Linked DNA regions of Homo sapiens: region 1 is linked to region 2. Evidence: chromatin loops called from intact Hi-C (ENCODE). Cell type or tissue: A673. All regions are shown on one strand. Each heading gives the region's core, and the rest is flanking DNA. Links, peaks and the distances in the headings are about the cores only.

Evidence for each region. A loop is a pair of places that touch in the nucleus more often than their neighbours do. Peaks named below come from ENCODE experiments on the same cell type or tissue, not always from the same donor. Only the 100,000 strongest peaks of a DNase experiment are listed, where the experiment ranks them.
Region 1: a loop joins it to region 2, with 6 times the contacts of the local background. A loop is called at or near these places in 1 of 110 quality-filtered maps.

Annotation. Positions count from the first base shown.
Region 1 is chr9:115,161,734-115,167,092 of GRCh38, reverse strand. All of the region lies in intron 1 of DELEC1 (deleted in esophageal cancer 1), which reads right to left. All of the region lies in intron 1 of LOC124902257 (a long non-coding RNA gene), which reads right to left. Among named protein-coding and RNA genes, the nearest start is that of DELEC1, 23 kb to the right of the region's middle. In A673, for the core only: no CTCF peak of the experiment used is centred there; a DNase peak (open chromatin) is centred at 2,342; H3K27ac peaks cover 1,767 bases.
Region 2 is chr9:115,410,981-115,416,339 of GRCh38, reverse strand. No RefSeq gene overlaps it. Among named protein-coding and RNA genes, the nearest start is that of DELEC1, 270 kb to the right of the region's middle. In A673, for the core only: no CTCF peak of the experiment used is centred there; DNase peaks (open chromatin) are centred at 1,559, 2,089, 2,349, 2,789 and 3 weaker places; H3K27ac peaks cover 5,000 bases.

The DNA.
Region 1 (5,359 bases), core at 215-5,214, 250 kb after region 2:
ACTTTTCATCCTGAGCTGGCACAGGAGGTCTTTGAGGAGATAGGATTTCAGCCAAGCAGTAAAAGGTAGATTGGATTATTTCAGGGGTGTGGGGTAAATCTTGGGGCAGGCCATTTTATTTATTTATTTATATTTGAGATGGAGTCTCCCTCTGTTGCCCGGGCTGGAGTGCAGTGGCATAATCTCGGCTCACGGCAACCTCCACCTCCCAGGTCCAAGTGATTCTCCTGCCTCAGCCTCCTGAGTAGCTGGAACTATAGGCGCGAGCCACCACACCGAGCTAATTTTTGTGTTTTTAGTAGAGACAGGGTTTCGCCATATTGGCCAGGCTGGTCTCGAACTCCTGACCTCAGGTGATCCACCTGCCTCAGCCTCCCAAAGTGATTGGATTACAGACATGAGCCACCACGCCTATGGTGGCAGGCCATCTTAGTAGAAGGAAGAGAATGTACAAAGAACCAAAGGCAGGAGAATAAGCTCTATTCCAGAGATGGTGTAGAGCAGGAATGCAGGAGCAGTGTGTGAGTGGAGTGGAGGAAAATGAGACCCAAAATGTGGCCTGAGAGCCAGATCCTAAATGCAAGACTAAGGGCAGTGCCCTTTAGGTGAGAAGAGCCACTGAAGTCTCTGAAAACTGAAATGGCATGATAGAAAAGACATTTCGGGGTAACAGGAAGATGACCCTGGTATGATGGAGAGTGGAACTGGAGGGCAAACTGGAGAGGGGCTACTAAAAGGGTTACTAATGGGGAGGCTGTTTAATGTTCCAGGCGAGGTAGGAGGGATCCTAACCAAGGAAGGGTCCAAAGGAGAAGAGGAAACAAAAGTAAGTGAGTCATAAAGAAGGGATCCACAATTAATGGGGTAGGGGTTCTGAAAACAGCTTGGACAGTCATGGAAGAGGACCCTGAGGAGGTGTTAGAGTAGAGCCCTGAATAATGAACAAAATTTAGATAAACAGAAGGGAGTAGGGAGGGCAACATAAGGAAGTACAGCTTTTCAAGGTGAGAAGTCTAACTTGATTAAGTAAAAGTTTTCTGTAGCGGTACTACTGAAGATAAAGGCAGCAAGTTGAAAACTACATGTGTATGTACTATGCTCTTTCTTTTAGTCCTCTTAAGAATGCTATGAGTTCTTCTCTATTAACCCATTTTACAGATGAGGAAATGGAGACTTAGAAAAGATTGTATGCAAATGACCTACATAATTTGTGTGGCCTGGTGCAAAAAGAGCCTTCTTGTTAAAAAATTATTAAGACTTTCAAGGCAGTGACAGCAGAGTAGTAAGCCAAGCCACAAGGCCCTTCTGAGCACCAGGCCCTATACAACTGCCTAAGTCACATGCACATAAAGTCAGCCCTGGTTCTATGACTTGCCCAGCTCCATACAGCAAAAAAAAAAAAAAGAGTCAGAGCTAGAAGTAAAATTGCTCTTGCAGCAGATGAGGAGAAAGTAGGGTTGATGTGAAGGCTCCTGCAGCCTGGATCTCTGCATCATATGGAGTCAAGCCTCCATTATAGCATGAGTGTGAAATAAACTTTTGTTGTTTTAAGCCACTGAAATGTTGGGAGTGTGTATTACTGAAGCATCACCTCTCTCATGCTTACTCATATACTAAAGCACAGAAAAATCTCCTACAGCTGGGGAGGTAGGTCATGAGCCTCAACAGCCAAGACCTGTGTTCTTTCCTCAATATCTATGTCTTCCAATTGCAGGTCACAACCTGTTAGAGAGTCATGAAAACAATCTACTGGGTCACAGGCACATTTTTACACAGGAAATAATTTAATAAGTAAAATATCATAGAAACTGTGTGTGTTACTTATTGCAGTGGTATTTTTTATTAAACTTTTTCCACTACATGTGTGTGTTGAGAGTCACAATAAAAAAAAAAGGTACTTCTGACTATGGGTTATTGTCAAAAATGTTAAAAGCCACTGCTCAACATCATGCTTTTGACACAGGAAAGGAAAAAAAGTCTACACACATCACCCTGACAGCTTGGATACTCATAATACCTTTTGAAAACAGCTAAATGGGAGGACACTTGGGTCCTTATTGTCAATGTAATTAATGCTTTGGATTTTACAGTTTGCCAGATAGAAAGCATTCCAGATCTTAACCAATATGAAACTCAATCTTTGTAATATGCTCCTTTAACTCCATTAATCCTCTATCTCCTCTGCTCCAACTCTTACTCTGCCATAAAAGAATCATGAAGTCATCATTTCGGATACAGGGAACAAACCCTCATTGTCTCATGACAAATTCCGGGCACAGATGTGCCCACTGGAGCAACTACAAAAAAGCAGGCAAGAAGCCACTTTGTCACCAGCACTGGGCCTGGTGCCAGGCCTCTCCCTCTCTTTGAATCCTTGATGGGCTAAGCCCCTCAGAAGTGAGTCATCAAGGATTGCCAGTATCTGCCCAGGGAGGGAGACCCATTTACTTTGAAAAACTCTGCAGGAAATACTTGTGCTTTGCTCTGCCAGAAGCTGTCAAATTTGCTTCTCTCACCACAGCAACTGTGGTTCTGAACCCCACCCCCCGAACCCAACTTATGACAAAAAGAGCATATGAAAGAACTGAAAATAGCCTTTTTTTCAGTTGCTTGGTGAAAATTCCCAGATGTGAGCTGCAATGACTGTGTGGCACTCATATTTCAGTTTTGAGTGTGGATATTTTCTCTGAATGTCTCCTGCAAATTGAATCAAGAAGAACACTATTAATTATTTTAGCCAAGGTTATATTTTTGCTCCAACCTTCTATATGTCCTGATTTTGGGGATGTGGAGGTTTGAGGGGCATTGTCCATGATTATTCTCTGTGCAGTAATTGCCTTCCCCTGAAACAAGATGGTTGCATCAAGCTTGTTGAGTTTTTAACTCTAGAATGTCTATTTTCTTTTCTTTTTTCTTTTTTTTTTTTTTTAGAGATGGAGTCTTGCTCTGCACCCAGGCTGGAATGCAGTGGTGCGATCTCGGCTCACTGCAAGCTCTGCCTCCTGGGTTCACCTGCCATTCTCCTGCCTCAGCCTCCCAAGTGGCTGGGACTACAGGCGCCCGCCACCACGCCCGGCTAATTTTGGTATTTTTAGTAGAGACGGGGTTTCACCGTGTTAGCCAGGATGATCTCGATCTCCTGACCTCGTGATCCACCCACCTCGGTCTCCCAAAGTGCTGGGATTACAGGCGTGAGCCACTGTGCCCGTCCTAGAATGTCTATTTTCTATCGTATTTCCAGATCACCCTAATCTCTGGCAAAGGTGCCTCTTCCATAACCTCCTTCTAGTTTCCAGACTTGCACTCTTGTTTTCACCCACTTTTCTTGCTATCATTTCCAATAGCCAGAGCAATAGTCTTAAATGCAAATCTGACAGCCACTTTCTCTCTTGAAATCCTTCAGTAGTTTTAATGTCTCTCTCCAGACCACATCTCACCAACATTAGCAAAGCTCTGCAGGGAAGGGGACTGGGCTCCTGCTACTCTCAGGGCTCATCCCAGACTATTCTCCTCCTTGGCCTCTGAAATTCACACTAACACACTGTCCTTAAAAGTTTCTGGAATACATCAGTCTTGTACTTGACTTGGGACCTTCACATCTGCTGTTCTTGCTGAACACTATTCTTCTTAATGCTCCAAATTTTTAAAACCTAGTTAGCTTTCAATCTCAGCTATAGTATCACTTTAACAAGAGCTATCTTCTAGCTAAACCAAATCCTTTCAAATTCTCTCCCATCATCTTACTCTTTTCCATTACTGACTGTATTAGTCTGTTCTCACAGTGCTATGAAGAAATACTGGAGACTGGGTAATTTATAAAGAAAAGAGGTTTAATTGACTCACAGTTCCACATGTCTGGGGAGGTCTCAGGAAACTTACAATTATGGTGGAAGGCACTGCTTCACAGGCCAGCAGGAAAGAAAATGAGTGCAAGCAGGGGAAATGCCAGACACTTATGAAACCATCAGATCTTGTGACACTCACTCATTATCACAAGAACAGCATAAGGGAAACTGCCCCAAGATCCAATTGCTTCCAGCTGGCCTTGCCCTTGACATGTGGGGATTATTTCAATTCAAGGTGGGATTTGGGTGGGGACGCAGAGCCAAAAGATATCACTGACCATATCATAATATATAGAAGAGTATAATTTTAACATCTTTCTCCCTCACTAGACTTGGCTTCACAGAAACAAGGACATTGTTTCTTCATTATGTATATTCATATCTTAGCATGGTGCCTGGTACATAGTAGCTAGTAAATAAGTATTTGTTGAATAAATGCTAAAGGCCTTTTAAATGACCTCTCTGAGATCTAAGTGCTTGCAAAATATTTCTTTGACTGGGGAACTGCTATTTTCCTAAGGACAAATAAATGAATCTTCTTCCCTTTTCTTCTTTGGCTTCTGGTAACCAGAGCCGCATATGTATCTCGGATATATTAATCATGTTAGATACATAGGGTTCGAATATTTGTATTTTCTCTTCCCTTGGTCTTGATCTTTTACTTTTAGTGCAGTTCCTCAGGGGGAGTTTTTGCCATCTTTTTCCATGGTAAATAACATATGATACCACTATTGAATAGCATTACAATCTTTTGTAACAAAACTCAAGATGGCAAGTCACATTTAATTCTTTGAGGAAAGAGGTGAGAGCAAATATTATCTCCAAGGTGTCTGAAGACCTCACATATTTGAGATGCGAAAAGGGAATTGGGCAGCTATCTGAAGACCTGGCTGCCTGTATTAATGCTACTGGACTTGGGCAAACCAAGTCTCAAGCCTCAGACTCTTCATTTACGAATGAGAGGAACTCTGTTGTGCTTAACACACAAGGCTGTTGACATATTGTATGATCGCTTTTAGGTTGAAAAGCAAAACACATGCACACATACCTATGCACACACACCCACTTAAGAATATATGATTATGGGCTGGGTGTGGTGGCTCATACCTGTAATCCCAGCTACTCAGTGCTAAAGCACAAGAATCGCTTGAACCCAGGAGGCAAAGGTTGCAGGGAGCCGACATCATGCCACTGCACTCCAACCTGGGTGACAGAGAGGCTGTCTCAAAAAATATATATATATATATATATAGTTATGATCTCAAGGGGGAACATCTTTGATGAGATCACATTTGATTCTCCCTTTCATGACTAGCTCATGGGCAAAAAAACGTACGTAAAATTTCCCTTTGTTTTACTCATTTTCTCCAGCCTTTCCTCTTGGGTCTTATTCATAAAGCTGCTCAATCATATCAGTCTCAGAGACCCTCACTGGGGAATATCCAAAGACTACCCAGATATTTTCTTTCTACTTCCTATGTTCTCCATCAGAAACTGCCAGTCCTATAAACAGT
Region 2 (5,359 bases), core at 89-5,088:
TGGCTCACGCCTGTAATCCTAGCACTTTGGGAGGCCAAGACGGGCAGATTGCCTGAGTTCAGGAGTTTAAGACCAGCCTGGGCAACACGGTGAAACCCCATCTCTACTAAAATACAAAAAAAATCAGCCAGGTGTGGTGGTGTGCGCCTGTAGTCCCAGCTACTCAGTAGGGTGAGGCAGGAGAATTGCTTGAACCCAGGAGGCGGAGGTTGCAGTGAGCCGAGATCACACCACTGCACTCCAGCCTAGGTGACAGAGTAAGACTCTGGCAAAAAAAAAAAAAAAAAGATGCACTTTCTAAAAAAGAAAACAACCAGCTGGGAAATCCATGCTAAAATGTTCCCTCCAGGTTGGCTCTGGAAATGCCCAAGGGTAGAACATTATTATCTCCAAAATTCTGAAGGGGCAAAAGGAGGGCAAGTCTATATCTGATGCCAAATACATAAAGGCCATTCCAGTTGGTTAATGGAATTCACAGTTTGAAAAGAAAGCAACTTGTTTTTGTAAGACTCATTTCCAGAGAGCCAGCTCCTCTGTTTCCATTTGCACCAGATGACTTCAGGTCAGCAGAATATGGAAAGGACAGTCTCAGCCAAGGCTCCAAGAGCCTAGGCTAACAAGGCCCTAGGGGAAAGGCCTTCAAAGGGTACACAGATTACTTACTGTGTCTGCCAGTGAAACTGACCAAAAGGAAGCAGACCTGCCGGTGCAGGCCAGGCACCAGGAAGTGTGAAAATGCCGTGTTAATGGCCACTGACTGTGGACACTCCTACAAGCTGTTCTTTGGAAGTCTGATCTGGTTTGGCTGAAGGGCTGTGCCAGTAAGAACCACTTCCACCCAGCTGCTCTGCAGAATTGGGGCATCAGGAAGTTTGACAACGTGCTTTTCATGATCATCAACAGGTACCATTGGAAGAGACCTGAATTCTGGCTCTGAATTGCTTTTCCATTCCTGTGCGATCTTGTACAGGTTACTCTCCCTGTCTGAGCCTTAATTTACTCACTGTTAAGAGAAGGAAATTGGGTTAGCCTTGATGTGTTGGGAGTATAGAAAAGCAAGCTTTGCTTCAAGTAGCTAATATGTGGCTAAAAACTGGCTGCAGGCTATACTATGTCTGCCTGTGTGTGTTTATAATGGAGGCAACTACGTTTCAGAGACATAGCTTTCCTAGGGTCAGTTCAGTAAATGTGAGTTGGGCATATTGCTGGGTACAGGAGGTCAAGGAATGAATATGGCTTAGTTCCTTCTCTTGGCCAGTTTCTAGTTGGTGGCAAGGCAAACCTGTAAACAGATAGTGCAGTGTGTTTGGAGCAGCAGAGGACATAATGCCACTGGATGGGAGAGATGGAGATAAGGCATGGGTAGGAGTAGAGCCTTCTCCAGTAAGTACGGGTAGGAGAAACTGAAAGAGAAGGCTCTTCAGTAGGAAACAAATTCCTGAATTGTCTTGTATGATGATTATGGGTTGTCTTTAAAAAAAAAATATGTGAGAGGGAGTGGCTAGAAGAAAGAATAAAGGAAGGCTTTCCAAGGCAGGAGAAAAGAAATAAGGCATGGAACTGTATAAGAAGTAGCATAGCAGAGATGGAACTGAAAATTCATCCAATTAATTCAGTGTTGTTGGAGGGTAAAGTAGAAGGAAATGAAAAAGTGGTTAATCTGGGCTAAAGTAATATCTTCTAAAAGCAAATTCATTCTTCATTCATTAAACCATTCTTCCTTTTATTGCATTTTATTTGAAAATACATTATAAAAGATTTCAATACACAAAATGTGACAAAGAATAAATGAAAGCCCATATACCTACCATTCAGTTTAGGAAATAAAATGTTGCCAACATAATTATAGAGGCTTGCATTCCCTATGCTAAGCGTACCCATTTAAGAGCAAATTCATCTCTTCGGATGAGAATCACAGTAATTAAACTCTCAGGAATTAACTACAAAATTGTAAATTTAATTTATTAACTGATATTGCAAAATATAACTGTCACATGGACTGGAATATGAGTGTCCCTGAGGTCAGTACATTCCTTCCCTGTACCAGGCTACAGGGTACACCACATCTTAGTCAAAAGCCAGTTTTTCAGTTAACAGTGAGAAATTCCAGGCAGTCTGAACAGCTTATTCTTTTCCAGTGGCTGGTTCCTCATGAAATGTCAAATTATTGTCAGATGTTTTCTTGGTAAATCTGGAGTCAGATGAATCAAAAATTGAATGGCACAAACTTCCTGTTTCCTTCCTTCCTTCCTTCCTTCCTTCCTTCCTTCCTTCCTTCCTTCCTTCCTTCCTTCCTTCTTTCTTTCCATCCTTCCTTCCTTCCTTCTTTCCTAAAGTAACCCAACCACCTCACCTTGGGGACATGTTCTCAGGACCTCTTGAGACAGTGCCTTGGGCCATGGTCACTCACATTTGTCTCAGAATAAATCTCTTCAAGTATTTTACAGAGTTTGGCTTTTTTGGGTCAACATTACCAGCAACACTGTGAATTGTGACTTCTTATTCTTTTAACAACTTGTTTCTGCTTAATTATCCAGAGTTATTTGCTGTTGCCTATGTACAAAATCCTGCTCGTGCTAAGAGCTGTATAACTGATAAAAAAAATAAACATAGCTCTGACCACATTATCCTTGTAAATTCATGGAGGAGGCAAATGTCAACTAAATGAATACAGAATTACAAATTTATAAATTGTGATAATTTGTAGTTATCTCTACAAGGAACAGTACATTAATAAAAAGTGACAGTAGGGGAAACTAATTTCAATTTTAGGGGAATTCACAGTGGCTTCTCTGAGGAAGTGACACTGGAGTTGAGACCTGAAAGTAAGTAGGAGTTAGAGAAATAAGAAGTTGGGTGTGTCTCAGGGGAGAGGGGTTAAGGTTATTGTACAGTTCAATTAATGGCACAATATCAACAAGATTTCAGATTTCTCCTGAGGAGATTGGGAAGGCACTGAAAGGTATTAGGTAAGAGAGTTACCTAATTTAATTTGTTTTCTATTTGTTTGTTTATTGCTTTTTAAAAAGTGCACTCAATGTGTATAATGAATTTGCACTGGATAAAAATAGAAATAGGCAATTCTTCCCACCAGGTCTACCACAACACTACCACCTTGGGTGTGGGCTATACTTAGCAATTCACATCCAATATGTAGAGTGTGGGAAAGGGCAAAGTAGTAACTTTATATAAAAAAAAACTAACAAACCAACTGGCAAACACTTCCTTAACTAAATAATCAAGGTTAATGTCACCAACAATAGGCCATTCTGATAATAAGTACCTTCTAATGTAATGTGATAGGGAGGGAACTTCAACTCTGTGAGATTCTTTTCCCAAATCTATAAACTTAGTTTAATGAGGCAAACATCAGAAAAACATGAACTGGGTTCACTGGTGAAAATTTCTGGCCTCAGGTACTCCACAAAGCTGTCAAGGCAGGAAAAGCAGGAAAGGACAGACATTGTCACAGACCAGAGGACACTAATGAGATATGATGACTACATGCTATGTGGTATCCTGGAAGAGAAAAATGATGTCAGCATAAAAATTGGTTAAACCTGAATAAAGTCTGCAGTTTAGTTAATGGTAATGTACCAATTTTGGATTCTTAGTTGTGATAAATGTGCTGTGGTGTTGTAAGATGTTAATACTAGGAGAAACCAGATGAGAGATCTACAAAAGCTATCTGTATTATTTTTGGAACCGTTCTGTAAATTTAAAATTATTCTCAAATAAAAAGATTATTTTAAAAAAAGAATAAGCAGAAAAACCTGTTAACTACTGCCACCAGTTTTCTAGACAAGAGAGTAGACTCTAGTGAGGACATTGAAATAGAGAGCAGTAAGTTAGAGGTTTATTTTGGGGGTATGATTGACAGTTCCAATATGTCCTTCTCACATTAGAGGAAAGGCTTTCCAGTGGAAGAGCAAGGTCTATAATCAAAAGCTACGTGCTGGTGAGGACTTTACTAAGTGACTAAGTATCCTAGCAATTTGTACCAGATGTGTGCATGTCCGAAGTCCTGATAGATGTCCAATCATCTAATTCCCATGGAGAATAAATTCTTTTTTCCAAGCACCAGAAGCTCTCCCCTTAAGCTTCTTGTTTAGCTGGTTTATAAATGTTCAATTTTTTTATTTGCATCAAATAAATTATTCCCACCAGTGAGCTGGTGATTCAGACTGAGTGGGAAGCTCTCTCCTATCCTAGGGCCATGAGCCTGCTAATTTGTCATGCTGTGCTTGTGCCTTTAGGAATCCCTTTATTTGTCTTACAGTTAACTACTATCTTCAGTTGTTAAAAGGCTGAGTGGAACTGAAATGCTATTTTGTTTTTTCAAAGCAATATGGTTTTGACAGCTATCTATGGAAGGATATGAAGAGGAGGCAGGAATGGAAAGTAGTTGGAGGGGTAGGGGCATATGCCTGGCTTTCCTCCCAAGCACAAGGTTGCTTTTCTGTATTCTGTTTTTTGTTTGTTTGTTTGTTTTTGTTCTTGTGTTTTTTTGACAGAATCTCTCTCTGTCTCCCAGGCTGAAGTGCAGTGGCATGATCTCAGCTCACTGTAGCCTAGACTTCCCAGGCTCAAGTGAAGGTTTCTTCTTACAAAGAGTTTATAGGTTGTCATAGTCTTTGAGTCATGAAATCCATCATGGCTACTACATAACAAAATGAGAAGCCTGGTGGCCAGAAACATTTGAAGTATTTGAAAGTATAATCAAATAGCAAAAGTAAAATAGCGGACTGAAATTTTTTCCTCCTTGATCCTCCCTTAACCTTACTCTATGAGGTTTGGGTGAGGCTGATTCCAGCCCTAGGTAAATGAGAGAATTCCAACCTCTTGTCCATAGTCAAGAATGTAGCATATTCTAGGATGGGCCAAGAGTCATATCTGGAAAGTTTGCTGAAGATATTGGAAAAGAGACATTCTTTCCACTGAGGTTGCCTGTAGTCACAGCACCAATTCAATATCATAAGGACATAGATGGTGGAATAGTTAACAGATAGCTCCGCTTGAGGTAGGACAAAAGGAGCCTTGATGACAAAACAAATAACATTTTGTAGCCTGACACTTGGAATAGCCAGCTTTTACAGCCTCAGTCTCTTGCATTATCTGGTTAAAGCCTGTCTGATGATAAAACTGATAGATCTGAAAGCAGAGTGAGAGAGGAAAAGAAGCTGAGCTTTGATAAGCTTGGATCCAACCATGCCTAAAGTCATTTTTTTAGTTGAGTTAATGAGTTCTGTTTTTATTTCATTTTATGAAGTTTTTGAGCTTCTTAATTAGATAAAAAGAGAAGTAATAACTTCTGAATACCTGTGAAGGGTAGCAGAATATGCCACTTTGGCATATTGAT